Regions from separate parts of the Mus musculus genome. Here region 1 is linked to region 2. Evidence: chromatin loops called from intact Hi-C (ENCODE). Cell type or tissue: left cerebral cortex. All regions are shown on one strand. Links, peaks and the distances in the headings refer to the core of each region. The heading gives the core; the rest is flanking DNA. Region 1 holds the start of Gm40124 (a long non-coding RNA gene). Region 2 overlaps Col11a1 (collagen, type XI, alpha 1).

What was found. Hi-C counts contacts between places; a loop is a spot of excess contacts. Peaks named below come from ENCODE experiments on the same cell type or tissue, not always from the same donor. Only the 100,000 strongest peaks of a DNase experiment are listed, where the experiment ranks them.
Region 1: it touches region 2 in a loop (6-fold over the local background); 5 of 42 quality-filtered maps call a loop at or near these places.

The regions. Positions count from the first base shown.
Region 1 is chr3:115,637,677-115,649,684 of GRCm38, forward strand. It overlaps Gm40124 (a long non-coding RNA gene), which reads right to left and starts at 4,050. Exons shown (of 3, transcript XR_867569.1): 1 at 3,762-4,050; 2 at 3,322-3,431; 3 at 1-1,004. In left cerebral cortex, for the core only: CTCF peaks have their summits at 5,214 (motif pointing left) and 7,245 (motif pointing left); DNase peaks (open chromatin) are centred at 2,468, 4,443, 4,749 and 5,189; H3K4me3 peaks cover 1,092 bases; H3K27ac peaks cover 727 bases.
Region 2 is chr3:114,142,249-114,154,256 of GRCm38, forward strand. Col11a1 (collagen, type XI, alpha 1) reads left to right here. Exons shown (of 67, transcript NM_007729.3): 36 at 796-849; 37 at 5,522-5,575; 38 at 9,127-9,180; 39 at 10,361-10,468; 40 at 10,851-10,940; 41 at 11,393-11,446. Among named protein-coding and RNA genes, the nearest start is that of Col11a1, 120 kb to the left of the region's middle. In left cerebral cortex, for the core only: a CTCF peak has its summit at 5,096 (motif pointing right); a DNase peak (open chromatin) is centred at 5,070.

The DNA.
Region 1 (12,008 bases), core at 1,996-9,995, 1.5 Mb after region 2:
CTTTCTTTTCCTTCCTTTGACAGTGTCTTTGGCCCAAACTGAAGTCCTTGTACAGTCAAGGATGCTCTTGAGCTTCTGATATTCCTAACTCTACTTCCTGGGTTGTGGGATTACTGATGTGTGCCACCACACCGGGGTTAACACTTTAGGGCTTCCTGCTTCCTAGGCGAGAAGCCTACCAATCAAGCCACATTCCCAAACCTCACACTGCAGTATTCTACAAAAGATCTTCTTAACCAAAACAACAGAAATAAGATGTTAGTAGGTACTTTTCAATGTTTTATGTAGTTCCCTCAACAGACACACACAATTGTAGAAGTTATATCCTAAAAGTGCCCACCTCCCTTAGTTACAATTAGCCAACCCTTAATTTTGCACATACTATGGAAGATGTTATTTCATTGCCTTAAAATGAAAGGAAAATATCTTGACCCGCAGTCCTTAAAATTGACCATGAAATGGCATAGGAGTCATATAGGTCCTTATGTTCACTTAAAAGCACTTGGGGAACCAGAAATGTTAAACACAAGGTGTCTCTTCAAAGAAAGAGATATACACGCTGTTTCCCACCTAGGAGGCTGGAAGCACACTTGGTTGATACCCTGGTGACCTTTGCACTATCTGTGTGGCCAGGCCATGCCAGCTCCTTTTTCCCAGACTCTAATCTTGACCTTGTTTGTCTCGATCAATCTATGGCACTCCCCTCCCCTCAGACTCCTAATTTGAGCATGTTCTCTCAGTTAATCTTTACGGACAGTGTCACTTGTACTTCACGAAGAGTTTCAATGTAGTCAGGTCTAATGCTTTGTGTAACTGTAACTGAGTTAATTATCACCAGGAAATTGTTTTCCAAAGTGTGCTGCACTTAAACATGCCTAAAATAAATCATTGGAGGTCAGACTTCTGAAGTTAGAACCAACACCGACTACTGAGTCCTCTTGAACTGAACGGCCTTCTTGCCTCTCGTAGATGGACACTTGATGGCTGTGGTGTTTCCAGAGACCCTGGCCAAATGAAAGTAAAAAAGATAATTCTCTGTTACCTAGAAAAGAAAGAGACGACAGCGAGGGGAGAGACATTTCTTCACACTGTGACCATCAGTACATCGAAAAGTTCTCCTAATTCTTAAGGATCTAACTCAAGCCAGACTTGGTTTTGTAGCTTTGAAGATGAAAATAATTTCAGGGCTTATCAGATTAGGAAATAAGTTGAGGATTTTATTAGAGATATTTTAATCCAGGGTTATACAGAAGGGCTCAACAAAAGAGGGGCTCTCGGAATAAAGTTTGACATACAAAGCGGGGCAACGTGCTTCCCAAAGGCACATGGGGTGACGTAAGCAGTACCAAGTACTTCTCAAGGGAGAGGAGGCCAGTAATTGCCTGAGCATTAGCTATGTAGACCGTGTTGGTGGCTCTCAAGTTACATTTTATATTGGTGCCAAGAAACCCCCACCCCTCTCCCTTTGGTAAGAGTGACTGATAGAGAAGGCAACTCCAAAGGTGTTGTCTTAGTTAGGGTTTTACTGCTGTGAACAGACACCATGACCAAGGCAAGTCTTATAAAAAAACAACATTTAATTGGGGCTGGCTTACAGGTTCAGAGGTTCAGTCTATTATCATCAAGGTGGGAGCATGGCAGTATCCAGGCAGGCATAGTGCAGGAGGAGCCGAGAGTTCTATGTCTTCATCCAAAGGCTGCTATTGGAAGACCGACTTCCAGGTAACTAAGGTGAGGATCTTATACCCACACCCACAGTGACACACCCATTCCAACCAGGTCACACCTATTCCAACAAGGCCACACCTTCAGATGGTGCCACTCCCTGGTCCAAGGATATACAAACCATCACAGGTGCTTTGCATGGAAATATAATCGGATGAAACCAGAAACAAATAAGGTTGCCCAAGAGGGTTAACACAGCTCCTTTGCCCGTAAATAAGTGGGTTTCTTGTGTGGTTCCTGGGAGTTTTCAGCTGTGTGCCTGGAAAGGGTCAATGGTCTTAAGCTGGAATTCTTGAGCAGTTCCTGGTGAGAGGCATCAACCAGATGCCTCCTTACGTGGCTCTCCTCTCTCTTTTCTTATTCCCCCAATTTTCCCTGAATCTTCATCTTGCCTTCAGACAGTCTCAGAATTTTAGAACATTGCACGAGAACAACAGAAATGAAACAAAGCATAGCAGTAGACAAACCACCAGAAAAGAAAGAACCTGATTGTCTCACAATGACAAATCAGGAGCGCTGTGGAGCATCCTTGAATGAGCCATCAATATGTCCTGCCCTCTTACTCGAAAGTCAAGATAGCCACTCAGCACTCGCAAATCCTCATTTTCATAAGCACCCCTAAACCTGGAAGCTGCCTGGCCCTGAAAGGTAAAGCTGCCTGTGTGCCTATTGCCTCGAATCTGTCAGCATAGAACCAGGCTTAAATTATTATATCCTTCCTTTCCCTCTCTCTTCCGCTGGCTGGGAGCCGTGAAGCATTTCCATTTGAACTTGCATTTAGAATAGATGTGTGAAGATCTCACTATAAATTGAGAAGGAATCTCATACAGCCTTAAAGCTATAAAATATGGCTTCTTATACTTCTTATATCGACAGGCAAACCCCTTCCCCACTGTGGCGTCCTCAGAGCAGGAAATGCTCTGCGAGTCTAAATTGAAAATGATAATGAAACACATTACTTTATATGCTAATGTTAAAAATGAATGAAAAAGCAGGTGCCCAGGAAGTGCAAAGCCAGACTGGCCTAAAAGGCAAATCCAAGCCAGGATACATAGATAAGCAAAGTCTCAAAAAAGAAAAAACCCAATTCATATATATATATATACATATACATATAAATGTACGTATATAATCATTTTTAAGTTTTTAATTGATTTTTATTAGCACACAAAGAAGTGGTTTTCTTTGTGATATTTTTTAATATATTTGTGTGTATATTTGTGTATGTGCCTATGTTTGTGTAAGAGCATATCTTTCCACTCCTATTGCTGTCTTCCATCTTCCCCCTTTCTCTTTGCTATGTAGAAATATCCTCCAGATTGACCCATTCTGTCCTGCATGGAAGATCATTAAGACCGGAAGTAAGCAGCTCAAGCTAGCTTTAGGAAGTTCCTGAAACTGACCAGATTCACTGGGTCCCTCCCGCTCCAAACACACACACACACACACTAAAAGTAACTCTCAGACAAGCCCAGGTACCTGGAAAAAAGCAGAAATAAGACTAGCAGACTCAGAGATCAGCCAAACTAGAAGAAACAAAAAAACAGCTGAGCTTCCTTAAGAGGCTTAGATCACCTGAAAAGGGGACTCCCTCACCTGGTGAGCTAGTGTCCTGCAGCTTCCCAGAACTGGCTCCCACCCTGAGATGGAGTTTTGTGATGCAGCTTTCTTTGAGTGGTTTCTTTCTGTAACTGCTCACCATACTCCTGCAAGTAACACCAATAAAAAAGCCATTGGTTCACCAAACTTTGATGTGTTGTTCATTCCCTGTCTGGGTTATATAGATATTCAGATCTCTACCAATAAAATAAATAAATAAATAAATAAATAAATAAAGCCTGTCACCCAGCAATCTTTTGTTAGTGTCCTTCCACCCCCAAATATTCCTCCCATTGTATTCTTTCTCTCTTCCTTTCTATTAGTTGAATCTATTTCCTGACAGTTTCATACAAGTACATAGTTCATTTGGTTACTTGCATCCCTTCCACCCTCTCTTACTCTCCCATCCCTCCCTCTCCTCCGTACAAGTCCCTTACCAGCTCCTGGTATATTGTTCTGTTTTGTGAACCACTGATTTTAACCAGGGCTATCTGTGTGTCTGCAGAACTCTCCTCTGGAGCCTAGCTGGCTCACCTTGGGTACACAACTGAAGACAATGACTATCCCTTCCCAGAATCCACCAGTCACTGAGAACCTTTTCCTGTCCGTGGTTAGCTGTTGATAAGCCCAGTGTTGTGCAATCCCGTGCTGGCAGTCCTCTGTGCTGTGATATCACCTTTTGACATTCCTGTGCCCAGAAGATAGCGTTTCCCAGCTCCTCCCAGTCGTCCCCCCACCCCCACCCCCCAATCTTCCTGCCCTGAATGCTTTCCGCTTCTCCTTCCTGGGTGTTCCCTGGACCTTAGAGAAAACGATATAAATGTCCTGTCAAAAAACTTAATTAAAAATTTTTAAACAAATTTAAGGAAATGAAGCCTCACTGCCGTTGCTGTTGTTGTTTTAATTACACTTTTCTGAAGGGAGAATCTTTTAACTTGTTTTGGCCTGAAGTGTGCGGAATATAATTGCCTAGGATTCCCTAAACTACATTTCATGAACACGCACTGTAAGACGCCTATTACAAGTACAGCCCATTCTTTGGAGGAGTTTCACATTTTGTTCCGGAGACAGTTAAGACAAGTGCAAACCTTCAAGACATCTGTACCCCTTACCCGGGCCCCTATTTCCTGGCCTTGGTGTGCCTCATTATAAAGACCGGATATGCAGGCCAAGCAGAGAGAAGACTGGGAAGTCTCCTTCACTCTTCCTCGCACCCCCTACCCCTTGGCTCTTGTGGGAGGAAAAAAAAATCCCCTGGTGCAGGAAATGGGCCTGAAGCAATGAGACAGGTCCAGAGTAGAGGAGAAAGGAGCAGGGCACACAGGCCACACCAGACATCAAAATATTTTCAGTGCGGAAGGTGGTGGGGTCCTACGGAGGAAGTTGGGTGGAGAGACATTCCCTGCTTGCACTCGGCGGTGAACCTGGCTAAGGCTGCAGAGCATTGCAGATCCAAAACCGCAGCTGCTGGTGCTGCGGATCTAACGTCTTTTCGGGCGGGGGTGGGGGTGGTGGTGGTGGGAGCTCATCAACTCGAAAAACTTTATGAAAACCTGACGCGTGGGAAAAGAACAAAGGAAAGTCGAGAGGCTCATGTATATCAAAGGAAAGGGACTCGGAGAAATACTGGGGGGGGGGGGGGGGAGGAAAAATTCATCCCTAAATGCTTCCGAATCCTAGATGCTGAAGCAGCCTCCTCCGTCGATGCAGCTGTGACTTTGGATGTCTCCTTCTCTTTAACTGCCGCTTTGATACCGCTGCCTTTTGAAGTCTCTTTTTATATATTTTGTGATTTACTTGGGCAATGGATGGAACTTGCTGTGGCTGCTGTTTACCATCGCATTGGGCTCTGCAGTTTGGGAAGGCAAAAGGCAGGTCCGCGGTCGCCCTCTCCTGGTGAAGCCGCGGAACTTCGGAGAGGAGATCTGAGAAGATTAATTTTGTTTGGTTCAGCAACTTTTTTTATTAAAGTTTACCCCCTTAAATATACTCATCAAGCTTTAACATTAGCCAGAGTCTCTTGGAGGACTCCTAAAAGCTAGAAGCCTCGGTTCCACCCACAGAGTTTCCACTGCGTCTTGGGTGGAGCACAATAATTTGCATTTCTAGCGAGTTCCCAGGCAAGTTGGCAAAAGCACTACTCTCAGAACCACTTCCTTGTCCACAAGTCACTGGGCAGGATGAGAGAGCATTTTACTAAGCCGCTGGTCCTTAGTCTGTAGGAGAAGGACTCTGGGAAATGAGCAAAATGAAGAACGTGGCTCTTGCTAGGGTGTTGTAAGAAGTGAAGCGTTCCCTCACACTAGGTTCATGAGTGGAGCCACTGTAACAAATATTAACAAGAGAAAGCATACCAACTTATGTAATACGAGTTCATGTGACCTCAGAATTTTCAGAATGGAAGTCCACTGCAGTAGGGTAACCTGTGTGTTCTTTTTTTTAAGATTTATTTGTTTATTTTATGAGTACACTGTAGCGATACACATGGTTGTAAGCCACCATGTGGTGTCTGGGATTTGAACTCAGGACCTTTGGAAGAGCAGTCAGCGCTCTTACCCGCTCAGCCATCTCACCAGCCCCAACCTGTGCGTTCTTTAAATAATTATTTTGGTTTTTTTAATCATGTATGTCTGTGTGCATGAAGGCAGAGATCAGAGGAATAGATTCCTTAGAGCTGGAGTTCTGTTGTGAAGCAACTGACACTGGCGCTGGAAATCAAACTCCCGTCCTCTGAAACAACAATACGCTCTTAACCCCTGAGTCACCTCTCCAGACCCTAAAATCTGTGTATTTTACTGTGTTGGTGTGAAGAAGAGGGGACAGTGGTGGAAATCAGGATGGGACAGGAGCTCCGACCTAAAGATAATAAAGAAGGGGAAACGCTGTCCTGTTGAGACCCCTTGTGTCTTCAGCTTCTTTGTTTCCAGTAAAGATTGACAATCCATCCCATAACCTTCCTGGGAGAAAGGCCAGAAAACTCTTTGTAGGTTTTAGGATCTTTGTCAAGTAAGATAAAAAAGGAAGACTCCATTCATGTCATGATATGCTGTCGCCAGCATTTTATCACATGCCCAGGCGCCTATATTTAGGAAGTGTGTTCTGAACTCCATCAGTGTCATGAACACGGGTCTCTTACCCAGAAGCCAGTGCACTATCCATTAAAGCACAATGTATTGAGCTGTAACCCTAATACAAGTCAGATGTCAATCACTCCCATCCCTGCCACCTAAGAGGAAAAGCAAGCGTGTGTGCCTCCAAACACTGCTGAGATGGCTGACTCAGCAAGCAGCGCCCATCCCCACCTTCTGATCCCATCCATTCAGCAACTCCCGCCTCCCATATGAACCACTGCACACAAGCACCCAGTGATCGAAACATGGCCTATGAGACTTCAATGGCTGGAAGGACTGTGCAGTGGGCAGGGGCAACTGTAAGAAAGCTAAATCTTTGCTTGTTGCTTTAACCATCTGCTGGATTCTCATTGCCCTGGGGAAGGCTCTTTGGGCTTGGCAATGCAGTCACACCCCTGAACTTCCCCTTTCTTCTCATTTTATGCTCTGCCCGCTCTAATTATAACTTCCCTCTCCCCTTTTGACCCTTTGCACCTGTGTGTCAGCTACCTGAGCCTCTGATACGTCTCACCAGCACACTTATTTGAACAACTTGGTCTCGTCTGTCAGGATTCAGCTTAGATGTTGGAGAAAAGACTTATCTTCACCATCGTGAATTTCGTGACTAAGAACCCTACATCAAAAGATAGATTAATTAGAGAAATGAGTACATAGTTACTTAATAAAAGTTTGATGTGGGAGCTGGAGAGATGGCTCAGAGATGGTTAAGAGCACTGACTGCACTTCCAGAGGTCCTGAATTCAATTCCCAGCAACCACATGGTGGCTCAAAACCATCTGTAATGGGATCTGATGCCCTCTTCTGGTGTGTCTGGAGATAGCAGCAATGTACTCATATTCATAAAATAAATAATTCTTTAAAAAAAAAGTTTGATGTGGCCCAGGAGCCTTCAGAAACTAAGCCTCCACAGGACATCGTCTACCCACCACTTGGGAGACAGAGGCAGGGGGATTGGGAATCCATGGTCACCCAGGTCATCCACACCCTCATAGAGGACTCAAGGCCAATCTGGGCTATGTGTGACCTAGGAGAAAGATGTGGGAGGGAAAGACTGGAAGGAGGGAGGGAAGAATAGAGAGAGAAAGGGAGAGAGGAAAGGAGGAAGGGAGGGGGAGAGAGGATGGAGGAAGAAACAGAGGGGAGGAAAGGAGAGACATTAAGACTCAGAGGTACAGGAAAACCTGTGTGTTCTTACGAACAAGGAGGTATGAGCTGATAGTAAACTGTAGGGAACCTAGCCAGGCATATATGCTCAGACTTCTTTCTATGTATTTGTGTTTCCAGAAATAACAATATGACATCGCTCTGGCACAAGGGTTTTATGAGCTATTTTAAGGCCAAGCCAGTTGGACTTTATAGAGTACTCGGGAGCTGGGGTCAAGAGTGAGAGGGGAATTCTTTCTAGAGTCTATGACCTGTTCTTGTTTTCTGAAATGCTAGGATACAGTTATTCCAGAGTGCCATACGCAGACTCAACCAACTTCCAAGACAATTGAGTTTATGGCAACTCATTGTGGCACTGCCTAGTTCCTAAGTGGTGCCTCCTCAAGATGCGACCCAGGAGCCACCAACTCCTCTAGATGCTTGCCCCCCAGGGAAATGTGACCTTTTCACCTTTGTCCTTTTGCTTTCAGTACACCATCCATGACCTAAAAGACCCTCAAGATGAGGTGAGTTGGGAAAAAAAAAAAACAACTTGAATATCTTCCAAATATCTCTGCCTCCTGTCCTCTAGCAAGTCACACACAGTGCTTATGACAAGATATCAGATGTGCTCCTTGTTTTGCCCCAGCTTACGTAGGCGTGCTACGAGAAGGTGTCTGATCTCATCCGGGACACATTTTCAAGATACATGTGCCTCACAAGCTGAAATTCCTTGAGGGTTCTCATGATAACCCAGAAGTTATGGTAGCTTATGCCTGTAGTCAGAAGATTTGGGACATGTAATCAGGAGGATTGCTGTGAGTTCAAGGCCAGCCTGGACTACATAGTGAATGTCATAGTAAATGAAGATACAAAGATTATGTCTCAAAAAAAAAAAAAAAAACACCAACTATACATGCCACAACTACATATACACGTACATCACACAAAACAATTCTCAGAAGAGGAGAATAGCTCATCTCAGTGGAGAACAGAGTAGTTCACATCACTCAGAAGGGCTCTTTGGTGTTAACCAAGGAATCTACCCCCCAAACCCACCATATATTGCATGTTCCTGATGGCTCAAATCCACCTTGCAGTATTAGAATCTGGCTTGTTTCAGATTTGAATTGGATATCCTTGATGCTGTCTGTCCCTGGAATCTACTCTGAAGCCCAAGAATGCTTCCTAACACCTGACAACCATCCTGCTTCACCCTCACATGTGCTGGGAGATTATAGATGTGGCCACCATGCCTACTTGAAATACAACTTGTTGAAATAACCTGAACAGCAAAGGGGTGTGGCCTTCAGACATGCTTGCAAAACACCTCCAAAAGAGAAACCCAAGTCCTCGTTAATTTTGAGTGAGGACTCTCTATGAGGTCCAGGTTGCCTCTGTTTCCTTCATTATAGGGTTTTAGACTTGTCCCATAATGCACAAGTATTGTTCCATCTGACTCTGAAGGCAAAAGGTTTTAGTCCGAGCAGACCAAGGGGTATATATTGAACTAGGCAGTAACTCTGTTTTAGCTCCTCCTGTCAGAGACAGCTTAGAGTAAGGTCCATTTTCTATGGCCCTAGGCTTCTCTAGAACTCTGGGACTTCAGGGACAGCTAACAGAGCATGGGGTTCATAGGTCGTCTTTAATCAGGGCCATGTCAGCCTTCCCAATGGAGGAGAACCTATATTTAAAAACAAGTTTCAAGATCCTGAGTGAATAGAAAAGGTCGTTTCATTATTTAGTGAGTAATGGCCATTCGGCTGTGCTGCCTGAAGCAAAGCAGGTTGCACAGTCTCTCCAGGAGGAGGTGTCTGATCTCATCCGGGACACATTATCAAGAGACATGTGCCTAACGGGGCAGAAACCGTGGAACATTTCCCAGCCTGAGAAATGAATCAAATTGACTTTCCAAAGTCCTCCAGGAACACACATAGAAACATGAGCCGGGAGATACTCTTCTCTGGGCAGCTATGATCAGTTCACGAGGTATTTCCTGGGAGGTCACAGCCAGCCAGGCCACTCTCTGACCCAATTGTGAATGTCATACAATTAAGTCAGAAAACAGACACTCATTTCCAGGAAATGTATTGAGCTTGAATCACAGTCACTATAATAAGTTTAAAAGAGAAGGGCGTGGGATTCTAGAGATAAAATGCATTTTGCCTGGTTCTGGAATTAATTGCCAGGCAAAGTTCTCCCCCTTTCTTCATAGCTTGACAAAAGAGGCCAGCAGTTTGCTGTTGACACCACTGCCACTGAGAATGAGTGGAATCATGTGATGTTCCAATGGTAATTGATATCACTGAACTGGAATTCCAGACTGATCGCTTTACTACATAGGCATATCGGGAAAAGCTAACATTTCATTTTTTTCTCTTATTTATTATTTTGTCATTCAGTTGGGGGTAGCATTCATGGAGGTCCAAGAACAATGCCTGGCAAATACAGAAGTGGATGCTCACAGTCAGCTATTGGATGGAACACAGGGCCCCCAATGGAGGAGCTAGAAAAAGTACCCAAGGAGCTAAAGGGATCTGCAATCCTATAGGTGGAACAACAATATGAACTAACCAGTAACCCCAGAGCTTGTGTCTCTAGCTGCATATGTAGCAGAAGATGGCCTAGTTGGCCATCATTGGGAAGGGAGGCCCCCTTGGTCTTGCAAACTTTATATGCCCCAGTACAGGGGACCGCTGAGGCTGGGAGTGGGTGGGTAGGGGAGGGTATAGGAAACTTTCCGGTTAGCATTGGAAATGTAAATGAAGAAAATGTCTAATAAAAAAATTGAAAAAATACTCTGGGGATTCAATTCTGTCCTCCAGACTTTTTGAGCCAGACTCTTGCTTCAGTTCAATCCCCTACCTTGTTGAAACAGGCTCTCAAGTTCCTGCTGATCTGTGCTCTCCAGGCTGGCTTCCCCTCAAGGCAAGTCTCCCATCTTGCAGTAGGAGTGTTGAGAGTACAGACAGATATATTCCGCTATACCTACTTTTTTCATGTGGGTCCTGAAGACAGAGCTGAGGTTACCAGGACTATACAGCACACTCTTAGACCTGTTGAGCTTTCTCATCAGCTCTGTTTAATATTTTGGAGACTTAGATTTCTCTTCATAAATGAAGACAGTGTCCTCTACCTCCCTGACAGTTACAAAGATTGATGTCTTCTACTGCCTGTGAGATTTTGGATGGATTAATCAGCTTCTTCCCTATACAGAATTCCCCCATAATAATTATATCTAGAGACTAGGGGTGTATCTCAGTGGTTAGAGTACTTCCTAGCATACAGAAAGCCCTGGGCTCCATCCCCACTCCACATTGACCAGGCAGAGCCCTGTATCCCAGAACTCAGGAGACTGAGATAGGAGGATGAGAAGTTCAAAGTCAGGGCTGGAGAGAAAGCTCCGTGAATGGGGAACTTACTACATGAGTTTTAGAATTGGAGTTTGGATTCCAGCATCCAATGGGGCAGACCCTTGGGATCCCAGTCCTCAGGAGGCAGAGACAGAACCCCAAAGAAAACTATCTAGATTTGCCACAATTGTCAAGTTCCAGGGTTCAGTAAGAGATCTTGCCTCAATAAATAAGGTGGAGATGTATCAAGGAACGTGCACACATGTATTCATACACATGAGAACATGTGTACATGCATGCACAATACAAACACACATACAGGAAAACAAAAAAGAACTTTGAGATCATTTTTAGCTACAGAAAGAGTTTGAAGCTAGCCTGGGCTACATGAGCTCTCATCTCTAAAACAAAACCGAGTAATCCATCTACCTACAGTGTCCCCAAGAAAATGAAATCAGTGAACATATGCAGAAAACATGCCTAGAATATACATGTATTTAAAATCAAGTCTCAAGTATGTATATTAAAAAAACTCCAAGTGTTGGTTTTTACCATTATGTTTAGAACTATGCAAATTGAACAGTCTAGACATGTACTAATCTTGATACACACACCCTCTCTTTTTCTCTTCCCACTATTCTTTTGTCAGACTCTGGGAAAAATGTTAGACAATATTATTTAGTACCTCTTATTTGCCAGTCTCCCTCGTAATTCAGGATTCTACAAAAGATTGTTCTGTTATCTCCATAGATACTGACACTTGTGTTTAATTTCCCAGTGGAATTGTTTCAGATGGGCTGACCCTAAGCCTACCAGAAGTAATTTCTAAAGGCCTCCTGACAAAAAATATACAGTCTTCCAACTTATCTTCCCCAACTGAAAACTACAGCCCACCCCCCCCCCAACCCCATACTCACACAGATGTTTCTAATACTAGTTTTGGAATCCAGAAAGCAGTCTGTTTCAACATAGCATATATGAAGCCATAAGAAAGTGGTTAAAAAAAAATGAGGTCCTGGATTTTTGCTTTATGAACCTAATGAGAAATGAGGAGAAG
Region 2 (12,008 bases), core at 2,059-10,058:
TAAAAGAATATATACTATGAAACTTCTCATATAGATGGATATGCACTATTGCTTTTAATAATTATTTTTATTTACTTAAAATTGTTCTTTGACAAGTTTCATATAATTGCACAAGACATACTGTCCACTCTCCCACAGCTCTTCTCCCAGCTTCACCCCACTGCTGTTTACCACCCCAACCTCCTCAAGAATTCCCCTCTAACTTTCATGTCTGTGCTTCCTTTGTCACCCACTGTGAGTAACTAGCATATCTATGGAAAGCAGCTTGGTTTGGAGCTGTCTCTTAGCACCTGTTGGGCTCAGCAGGGCTTACAGTATGATCATGAATCCCAGTCTCCCAAATTCTCTCAGTAGCCCAGAATTCAGTAAGAAGCCACCCCATGAGCCCATCTGTCTTGCATGACTGACTATTGTCAAGGCCAGTATTGTATGTGCCAGCTGAGGTGACCACACTTGCTTGCTAATACTTTTAAGGTTTGTGATGACTCTACTACCTGTCCTCTCTTCCTTGAACCAGATGTATACATCTTGTGTAGGAATATTAGCATTTTAATATGAACTGTAAATATTCACAGTTCTCTTGAGATAAGAACATTAGTGTGGTGTGCAGTTTCTCATAGATAGAAGTCATTTCAGTTCTAGGTTAGGTTGGTCATACTCATATTGCTGTGCTTTTGTGACTAAGATGAGGAAATTCATTGCTTTAGTGTTTCATCTGATAAAATGAATCACAGAGTATAAAGAAATAACCATGAAAATTTATCCTTAAATTCCTCTAATGCTTTTTGTTTTCAGGGCCCTCAAGGACCTCAAGGTCCAGTTGGATTCCCTGGACCAAAAGGCCCCCCTGTAAGTGTAACAGATTCTCTTTTGCTTTATTCAATGATATTTTCATGCTTGATAGTGATAGCTTCCAATTTTAATACCTCAAAATGTAATTATTATAAAAAATCCTTAAAGTAATTTTGAATTCAAATATTAAAGAGTACAATTTTAGTCTTTTCAGTTCACGTATGTTTTGGGAACATAATTTAGATATCTTCTGTTAAAGAGCATATTAAGTAAGAACTTGAGTAGTATAATTGTTGTTTCTCAGTCACTTTTACAATCAACTCATGTATAAAACTGAAAATAATTGTTAAATAGAGCATATATTACATGCTAGAATTTTCCTGTTTTCTTCCATAATCAAATGGAATCTTTCATGCTTCTTTAATGGGCACATCCTAAATCTCTCCCAATGCTGTGTTACTTAAGAGACCACTTAAAATTTATTGTCACAATTTTATTTCTATAATGTATTTGCATTTGAATTTTTCACTATGTAGATCTGGGTGGCCTGAACTCACTATGTAGTACAGGCTACCTTTTACATAGATTTCTGTCTACTTTTGCTTTCTGAATGCTACGATTAATGGCATATGCTACCATGCCAAGCTGTGGTAGGTTCTGAGAAATTTGTATGAAATTTACCTAGTTCAGTGCCTTTTGACTGTTATCACTATTAACTCACACAAAGTTATTGAGAATACTTTGTTTTCAGAGATAAATACTTAAAAGACTATCAGTTAGGGTCAGTTTACTTATTTTCTGTCTGTCATTCACTTTCTTAATGTAAATTATCATGAATTTATACACCTGCTTGGTTCAGAGATTATGAAATATATTCTGTCCCCACAAGGAGCAGCACTTTGGACATTGTTGAAGATATAATCTACTTAGATTTTTCTCTCTCTGTCTCGGGAGAGATGTCCTAGTCATGGTCTGACCATGCTGTCTGACCAGGGCTAAAGTTTGTGAACCATTGCTATAATCTAGGCTAGACAGTCCTTCTCAGACTTTAATAAGCTAGTCTGATAAATTAGTCATCTTGAAATATAAACACAAATGAAATGTTAAATATGGACACATTTTCAAACTTTTTTTGGTAATTTAGGTGGTGTTTTAGTATGTTTTAAAACTAAAATATTCTGTTTATCATTTTAAATTTGTCAAGAAATAACTTCATATGCCCTCAGAGTCGTGGCTGAACAGATTTCTTTTTTTTTTTAATTAGGTATTTTCTTCATTTACATTTGCAATGCTATCCTAAAAGTCCCCCATACCCTCACCCACTCCCCCACCCACCCACTCCTACTTCTTGGCCCTGGCGTTCCCCTGTACTGAGGCATATAAAGTTTGCAAGACCAAGGGGCCTCTCTTTCCACTGATGGATGGGAATTTCTTATGCACTATCTGTTATTTTATTTACATGAACAATAAACTCTATGTAGTACTTCATATTAAAGTGAAATCATAGTTATTAAATTTGCACATGCATATTTTTGTGAGCATTTCATTAAGTATTTTGATATCATGTATTTAGATGGTTTTTTCCAAAATCATTCAATGATATGTATAGGTTTTTTCATATATATTTATTCATTTGCATTGTTATAACCTGCATCCCTTATAGTATAGTCTTGTTGTTAAACAAAGCATTGGACTCATTTTTGTTCCTATCTTTCAGCCTTTTCTTGACGGTGTCTTCAGTAAGCTTTCCATATTGGTCATGCACTTACATTCTTTACTGCCAGGCATTAGAGATACAGTGATAATCTTATATTTAACTATATAGTTTGATTGAACAGATGTTACTTTAAGCAGAATTATTATATAATATTTTCTGACAAACAAATTTGTACAGCTTGAAATAAAAGTCTCTGCCATTTTCTGACATTATTGCATAACATTTGACAGGAAAGTCTGGTTTTTGAAACAGACATGTAGTATTTAACTCGAGAGATAAACTACAAGTAATTAGTTTGCCTACAAGTAATTAGTTTGCCTTGTGTTAAAAAAAATTGTCTAGAAACATACAAATATTTGGGGCTTGGGATATTTCATTCAGAATCTGTAAATTTCACACCAATTTTAGGCACTCATTTGTTTTTTTGAGGTTTGTTTTTTTGGTTGTTTCCTTCCCTCTCATACTCCCTCTTACTCCCTCTCTTCCTATTTCCTTCTGCCACTCCTCCATCTCTCCTACATCCCTTCCTTCCTCCTTTACTCTCTCTCTCTCTCTCTCTCTCCATTCTTTTGTTAGTCTTTCCTTCAAGATGTGGTCTCAACACTATAATGTAGGCTTTACTGGACTCAACTCCTTTCTCCTGTCTCTGTCTCCCAAATATTGAAATTCCAGGATAAGAATCAACTGAATGCAGCTGTTTAATGTCAATGTTAGCACATTTTAGTACTACATAGTTATATAATTTAAGAACCAGTATTAACATTTTTAACTTGGCTATCATGTTGCATGTAAATCTATTTTTAGGAGGATCAAAATTCATTGTCAGTTAGAAGGGAGGAGACACCTTTAAGCACAGAGGCCCAAGAGGAACATGCAAATCTTCATGTAAATGAAGTTTGCTCCTTCATTAGTCTCTCAACACCACTGAAGGATGAACCTTTTTTGATATATAATATATTATCTTAAAATCAGTGTTATGAACCTGCTGGGAAATAAGTTGGTTTTATTTTATTGATTAGTAATGTAGAGTCAAAACAGTTATTTTAAATATACTGCATAATTTTGAAATGTGTACTTACTTCAAGGCAAAGCTTGATGATATTGCTCTTTGGCCCATTAACTCTATTCCTCAAACTCTCTAGGAACTCCATTAAAAGCCATGATGTGTTCATTCCAAGATAGAATCATTTAAATCTAAGATCACTATCTCAAAAGATGATCATTTTGCTAATTTAAATATAATTTGTACCAGTAAGGAGCAAGCTACTTACTGCTTACACTCATAGGCTTATCAAGAAACATGTATAGGTCTCTCAGTTATTACTGTGTGCATATTTGATAACATTTTAGTTTCCTGGGAAAGAAGCCATGTATATGTATTATTCCTTATGTAACACCGTATCAGTCTGAAAACTTTATAATGTCCTCAGATTGATAACACATTTCTCCATTTGTGTTAAAACAGTGGTGATACAGAAGGGTTTTAATATGCTGTTTTGCAAAGCTACAACCAGATCAATCTACCAGCAATTAACTATGTGTTTCTGTGCCTCTCTAAGCTGTGGGTAAAGCTGCATATTTCATTATGCAGCTAATATACACCTAATAGCTAATACAGAGGTAACTGATGTATACCCTTAAAAGAAAATAAAAATTATTTTACAAAATGTTTGGGCTGTTTATTAACACTCCTCATGCTTTGTGCATGTGATTGGCAGTGGAATTATCTTGCTGATCTTAGACACAATAAAAACCATCAGCAAGCTTTGATCACATGAACTGCCATTTTAAAATAAATGTGTCGAGATGGAAGGGATCAGGTAGCAGAAATCGTTTGGAACACTGCCAGAAGCAGCCCTGAAGCATGCCAGCCAGCCATTCTAGTGGTCAATTCAAAGTGGGAAAAAGGTGACCATGAGTGTGTTCTTTTTTAAGTCATAGACTTTTGTTCAAACTGGCTAGATATTAGCAAGTATAAAAATAGACCTTTGAAGATAACATTATCTAAATAATTAACAGAAACAAGGGGTGGTGTGCTAGGCATTAAGATATCTTGATTAAAATGGCTATATATTTCCATTTATTCAGAATAGAGAGAATGTTTTTATACATCTACTGAGTATATTTTGAAAAGTGAACTGATGCTGAATGGCTTCTGAGGAGTCTAGTCTAAAAGCCATTTGAGAGAATCAGTCAGTCACTATTAAATATTTAGATTGTAGAGTCCTTACAAGCAGATTTTAGGGAAAAATATCCAATTTTTCATTGATTCTGCATTTTTTTAACCTGCAGTAAATTGCTTCATTTCTTTCTTCAGACATAGCAAACAGCTCCCTTTGCAAAAGGCAGTCATGTAGTAGTCATTTTCCCTAGCTTTCATTTTACTTCTTAGAGGTATGTCAAAAAACTTAACATTTATTCCAGATGACTCTAGAACTAAACATTGGTGGGTATTTTGTTTGTTTGCTTTTTGTTCGTGTTTGTTTTGTTTTTAGTGTACTAAGACAGTGTGACAGGTGAAATGATTTTGCAATTTAGCATTTGTTCCTCCTTTTTGTCAGAAAGTCGATGACCACTAGAGGACACTAGCTTTCTCTCTTATCCACATTTCAGTTCCGTGGAATTCAATTGTGAATGGATTTCAAAAATAGAAAATAGGAAAAAAAACACATTTTATTGTCAAGTCTGGATAACTAATGTTTTTACTGAAGTAAAACTACAAAATTATGCTTATATGTTCTTAAAATACATATGCAAATGAAAAATTACACTGAAATGCAAAGTGCCCTGTATACAGTTTTACAGAGTTCCCATTGTCTCTGGTTTTCATTGAAGAGGCAATTCACAAGCAAGTGTATATAAAAATCAACTAAATATCACTTTATATAAAAATAAAACCATCAAAATGCAGTTTGCTATATAATGCAAGATGGTTATCTTAATTGTTACCCTCGGGCTATAACATGGGAGCAGTATTCATGAGACTCAGTTATTTAATGTTTGTTATTCCAGGGCCCTGCTGGGAAAGATGGGCTACCAGGACACCCTGGGCAGCGTGGTGAGACTGTAAGTGACTCCAATTTATTATTACTATTATTATCATCACTATCAACATTATTACTATTATTATTATTCATTGGATTGAAAATTTCTATGTCTCAAACTACAAAGTTTCAAAGAAAAGTCTTTTTTATTATTAAAAGTTAAATTGTGAGTTGAAAATTGGTGAAATAAATTGCTTTATTTTCTCTCTTTCTTTTCTTTGGACTGTTCTCTCTCTCTCTCTCTCTCTCTCTCTCTCTCTCTCTCTCTCTCTCTCGTCTATCTTGCTGCTCTTAAGTAGCCTCTCTTTCCTGTTTCTTCTCCTGAGAGTAGGCCATATCTTATCTCTGACTTGTTCTGTTTAATCCATTTCTGATTCAACTCATTGCCTTTCAATTAGATGTCACTTCCAAACATGGCTTCTACACTTACCTTCATTGTTTGGTTTAAAGATGTGTACTGAGGGTTTGTCTATATTTCAGTCAGAGGGATTAAAGGTGTGTTATTCCAGCCAGGTCATGTAGACCTAGAAGGTCTATAGATGTGATCACTTGCCAGAGCAGTCATGTTGCTGGATTAAAACTCCTCTATACTTGTTCTCCCAGTGTCCTCCTTCTTTTATGGTTTTTAAAATCTCCGTGAAATTCCTTGAGTTCTCAGAGGATGGATTTGAGAGAGTCCTCCCATTTAGACTCTACATAATGTTTGGCTGTGAGTTTCTACATATTTTCCCATCTGTGGCCAATGAGCTTTTTATTAAAATATTTTAGCGAATTCATATATAGACCCAAGTGTTGACTTTATCAAGTTCACTTAGAAAACTAGGATGCTTGTTATTATGATTTTATTATTATTACTAGCATTCTTAAAATGAGCTAATAAACATGATCTCATATTTGAAATACCTTTACAAGATAGCCACCTGGGCCCCTCTACTAAAGTTTGTTCATAGATCCATTCCACCAAAACTTCTCAGTACTCAATGATCTAAGGAAAACATACTATCACAAGTCCTATACATAAAGCAATATGATTCTACCAGACTAAGAGGATGAGATATTGTCTGAAATGGGAATTGTAAGGAAATAATTGACTTGAAACTATGTCTCATGGCTAATAGGAATATGTAGGTAGAAAATTATAATTTGATTTGTATAATCTGTGGGAAATACCACTGTCACCTAATTGAACAGCTTTCCTTATGTTGGAATTCTTGGGCAGATGAAGGTCCCCTGGTGGGCTGCTGTGTTTGTTTATTTCCTTATTTTGTTACTCTTAAACTCCATGTCTATCTAGCTCAGTGGGTTGTTATTCTAATCAGAAATCTTCACTGTTGGCCATGATTTCTTGGAATCAATCATTGGGTCTCATGGTTAGCTAATTTTATTTACTTTTCTCAAGGAAACCAGGACACAGACTACCTTTGACTGTTTTGTAAAGAACCATATCACTGCATTCTGCTAACATTAAAACATGTTTACAATTGGATGCCAGTGCATCATGACAAGACTAAACTGTTATTAATTTTCTGCAGTGGGAAAAGTTTTTCATCAGGAGAATTCTAATTGCTGTTTTGGTCACTACCTCATAATTCTTGATTTAAGGAGTCTTAGTTTTACCTGGAATATTTAGTCTAAAATTGGTAAAAGAATATCAAGAAATACATATTGGGACCAAAGAATAAAATTTATCCTTGGAAATGCTATCTCCAGAGATAGAAAATTATTCTCTAAAAATAACACTCACTCGAATCTGTCAAGATACTCTTATGCAAATCTTGCAGCCAACAGTTTTATAAAAGTCATGGACCCCCAGAGTATAACTCCAAAGTGTCTTTTGAAGAATCAATAGCTAGAGAATTAATAATTAAAATCCCCCATTTCTAAATGTCATCAAAAGTTGCAGTTACTAAGTTGATACTTTGTGGAAAGTATATATATCACCTAGTTGATTAGATTAACTTGTTTGTGGTGGTGGTTCTAGGTAATGTGGACAACTGAGAGAACTGACTTAGATTCTGAAGTTGTTAAGAAAATAATTGGTTATAGCTTGGATGTCTCAATAGGGCAAGCTAGAGAAGGTTGCATGTTAAATACTCACAAGATGGACCAGATTCTCCCCATGAGCACTGAGGGAAGCCTGTGAACTGAAAGGACCTTTGTTTTTAAAATTATTATCCAAAGCATCCATGTATCATACAGAAAAATGGCTGGAGAATCATAGTCAGGAATCTCTCTCCATGCTGAGATGAAATGTTTCCAGATGTTATTAGTAATGTTCAATTGAGGCCTCTCAGTATAGATCAGGGTTCAGAACACATGAGCAATTTATAGTATGGGGAAGATGTTAGAGTTTATCGGTATGGTGTGTATAATTGCATTAATAGAGGTTATTGACATAATCCAGGGAGTATTATGTATATGTGCATACATGTATATATTTATATCTTCACATATATTGTATGCATAATAATTTATATGATATACAAACATGTAAATATGTATTTTTATGGGCATGGACATAGTAGATAGTCTGATCATTGATTTTCAAACTCACCCATTGTTTCAATGTGATAACTAGAAAATATTAAATACATTCTCTGATAATATTCTTCAGAAAGACTTAGTCTTGCTATTGAGAGTGTAGGGCAAGTAGAAGGTCTCATGGTCTTAAGTCAGTTTTTAAAAAGGAAACATGTACTTCCTTTCCCTGTAATATAAACTGCAATAATAAAAGTTCAGACTTATTTACTTACCTATATTTTTGTTGTAAATAATTCAATCATAATCTTTCTTAAGTTGTGGTACAAAAGAAGAATGACCAATTTCCATTTGTTTCTGCTTTGTTTGTTTATACTCTTTCTATATTTTACCGATTGAAAGCATTGCAAACACGATTTCCTTTTATTTGGAAAATGTCTCCCTCCAGTTTTCTTTTAGGTTTTTTTTTTCTTCTTTTTTTTTCTGCACATGTATCCCCAACTTTCAAATGCAGATTATATGGCTTTAGAAAGAAATGTATCATGATCAAATCATATAGGAAAAATAATCTATGAACCTGGAGAAATGTATATCCTAGACCATATTCCCAAAAGCTGATATATTGAACATTGCTCACCAGTCACATCAACCAGCTCATATTTATTGATTGGATTATTTGAAAACTGTAAGAAATAATACTGTTAATGCTAAAATGATTATTAATCATGCAAATTACTATCTCCATAAATACATTTTACATATCATCTATAAACATTGCTTATTTAAATTTCCATATATTGCTGGATGTGATACAGCAGTGATAAAAATGGTTTTCTCCAATCTCCCTTTTATAGACAGGGTTTTATTTTATTGAAATAAATACTAATTATTTACTAATTGTACTTTGATGTAAAAATGAAAATAGAATATTTTGGACATTTATAGAAATAAATACAGTGTCTCATGACACTTGAAATTAATAATTTTTAGTCCAAATGAGACTTTTGTTTAACATGTTATTCAATTATTTTGCAGATTTTTGATTTTTTGCTTTATTGATGTATAACTTTTATTCATTGTACTTTACTTTCTTAGGGATTTCAAGGCAAGACAGGTCCCCCTGGACCAGGAGGTGTGGTAGGACCACAGGTATGTCTCCTTATTATCCTAGTGATTTTTCTTTTTTAAATCTCTAGTAAACTAACTTAAATGTTTGAAAATTTAACAAATAATGTATATTTATTATCATTATCATTATTAATTAGCTTAAAACAATTTCTCAAGACATACAAATTGGCTTTGTACTCATTATATAGTTAAGAATGACTTTGGAAAAATGTGTCCATATTAATAAGTTAAAGAGTTTCCATAATTACAGATAAGGGAATTTAAATGTGGAAATATCAAAAAGTGGAGACACATGTTGTTTTCTTTTCCCACATCAAAACCAAAAAACATATTGTATTTTGGGGATGTTATCCCACAAGCAACCACAATATTGTGTTCTGGTTTTTAATAGTCCCAGCTGCTAGAATTTTTCTCAGTATGTCTTAAATTATTTAATTATGTTTAAATGTTTAAAGTGTTCATTTTGCTGTGGCAACAGAGGGCAGCTGGCCATCATTTCCTCTATACACTGAAAGCTTTTCTTACCCCAGTTTTACAGGACAAATAGATGACCCGGAATTTCCCCTCAGCATTTCCTGTAACTTCAGGCAGCTGGCTTTTTAGTATAGTTTCAAGGGCAAACTCATGGACTGCACTTGAAGATTCCTTACTGTCCCACCTTAGACTTGGTCAAATGAATTTGAATTAACTATTTGTAAGGGGATGCTTGTTTCAATGAAATTTCAAAGACAACTGCTTCATTTGCTTGGGATCCCAAGGGACACTGAGCTATTAGCAAGCAGCGAGTGATCTCTTGAGTACGTATGCTCTGGAGTGGTATCAATGCCTCTATATTGTAAAGTTCATTTGATACCTCATATCAAAAGAGGAATATGATGAAACTGTCATTTATAGTACCATGTTTTAAAGAGTAACCCAGCTAGCCTCCCTGTCAAGTGATTCTAGTATTGGAAAAAGAAATTATCCTTGCATACTACATGTAGTTCTCTAGCACATCTGGCTATTCTCACCAAGACTATGGTAAGCTTTCCAAACATTTGCCAGATACACTCCTTTCATTATGTTCTAGCAGGTGTTCTGTTGCCCATCACAAAAATAAAGGAAAATGATTTCATGAAAGAGAGTAATCTTTGAGTTTGCTGTCTATTTATTTGCCCCAAATGAATGGACACTGTAATATGGCTTTGCTTGTTTGATTTAGGGACCAACTGGTGAGACTGGTCCTATAGGTGAACGTGGCCATCCCGGCCCTCCTGGTCCTCCTGGCGAGCAAGGACTTCCCGGTGCTGCAGGGAAAGAAGGTGCAAAGGTACCACAAGCTCAAGGCCATTTTCTGACTCAAAGCTTCGGTGGACTTCCCATCATTTCCCACGGGAGTCCTGTGCTTTTCCATAGTTCTCAACATCAGAGCAGCATTCCATGGAGAAATTTAGTGTGCACTTATAATTCTTAAATAATAACTCAAGAATCGTTTAACCAACCGTAATGCCACCGTTTTGTGTATACTCTTACATCTGGGTATCATTGTTTATTTTAATATGTATGGGACTCCTAATGACAGCCTTTTAATTAAATGACATCCAAGTTCTACTTTCACGTTTTCTTTAATTAACTGTAGAAGATACTGTTTTTGTTCATAGAAACCTGTGTAGAAATTACACTTTGCAGATTACGTGTATGATATCTCTCAGGGTGATCCCGGGCCTCAAGGTATCTCAGGAAAAGATGGACCAGCAGGAATACGCGGTTTCCCAGGTGAAAGAGGCCTTCCTGGAGCCCAGGTAAAGTCAACACATATGTCAAGCATATAGATAAAGCTTTTGCTCAGAAGCTTTTTATCTCTGAGCTTAGCAAATAAGGATATATATATATATATATACATAATATATACACACAAATATATATATATACATAATATATATAATGATATACATATATATCATAATCTTTTTAAAAATTTATTTTTTTACACTACAGATTTTATTCCCCACCCCACCCCATCCACCCTCTGACTGTTACACATCCCATACCTCCTCCCCATCCCCTGTCTCCACAAGGATGTCCGTACATCCCACCCCAACCCCACCTGACATCTAAACTCCCTGGGGCCTCATGTACATACCCGTCATGTGTTTGTTTCAGAAAATATGTAATTTCCATTTTGTCAGTCTTACATTACCTCCTTATCATGAATTCACATGAATTCAATGGCATTGTGTTCTCACTTTTTCAGGGTGCACCTGGGCTGAAAGGAGGAGAAGGTCCCCAGGGCCCACAGGGTCCAGTTGTAAGTATGAAGATAATAGATAGCCATGTTGTCCACATTTGCACATTACAGCTCCTCTGTCATCACTCTCATTCTGTGATCCCACATGGTGTGGGGAAGAGAAAATAAACAGGTGTCCATCAAAGCAGTCAGTGCCTGTTTTCTGCTAACTGCAGGCACTGATGAGTGCTGAAGTAGAAGGATGAAGGAGTTTGGAGGGATTTGCTCTGGCAGGAGATAAGGAACTATCTTACCTCTTTACAACATAAATCAGAACTGTAAGCAAAAGAAAGTCATCAACAGAAAAAAAAACTGGAAAAGTTATGGTTTGAATTTGTCTTCTTATTCAGTCTCTCATTTAATAATTAATTATAAAATAACCTTCAATTTCATATACATTATATTCAGTATGATTTATGTACTCCACGAGACTTGAATTTTTCAGTGATAAAGAATACCAAGTAAAAATGAAAAGATGTCATTTCATGGGCTAATAGTGACTTTGCACAGCTCTGTCACATTATGAAATAATAGGCTGTGAACAAGTGCCAGTTTAGTTTCCCTTGTATTCCTGAACGTGTGT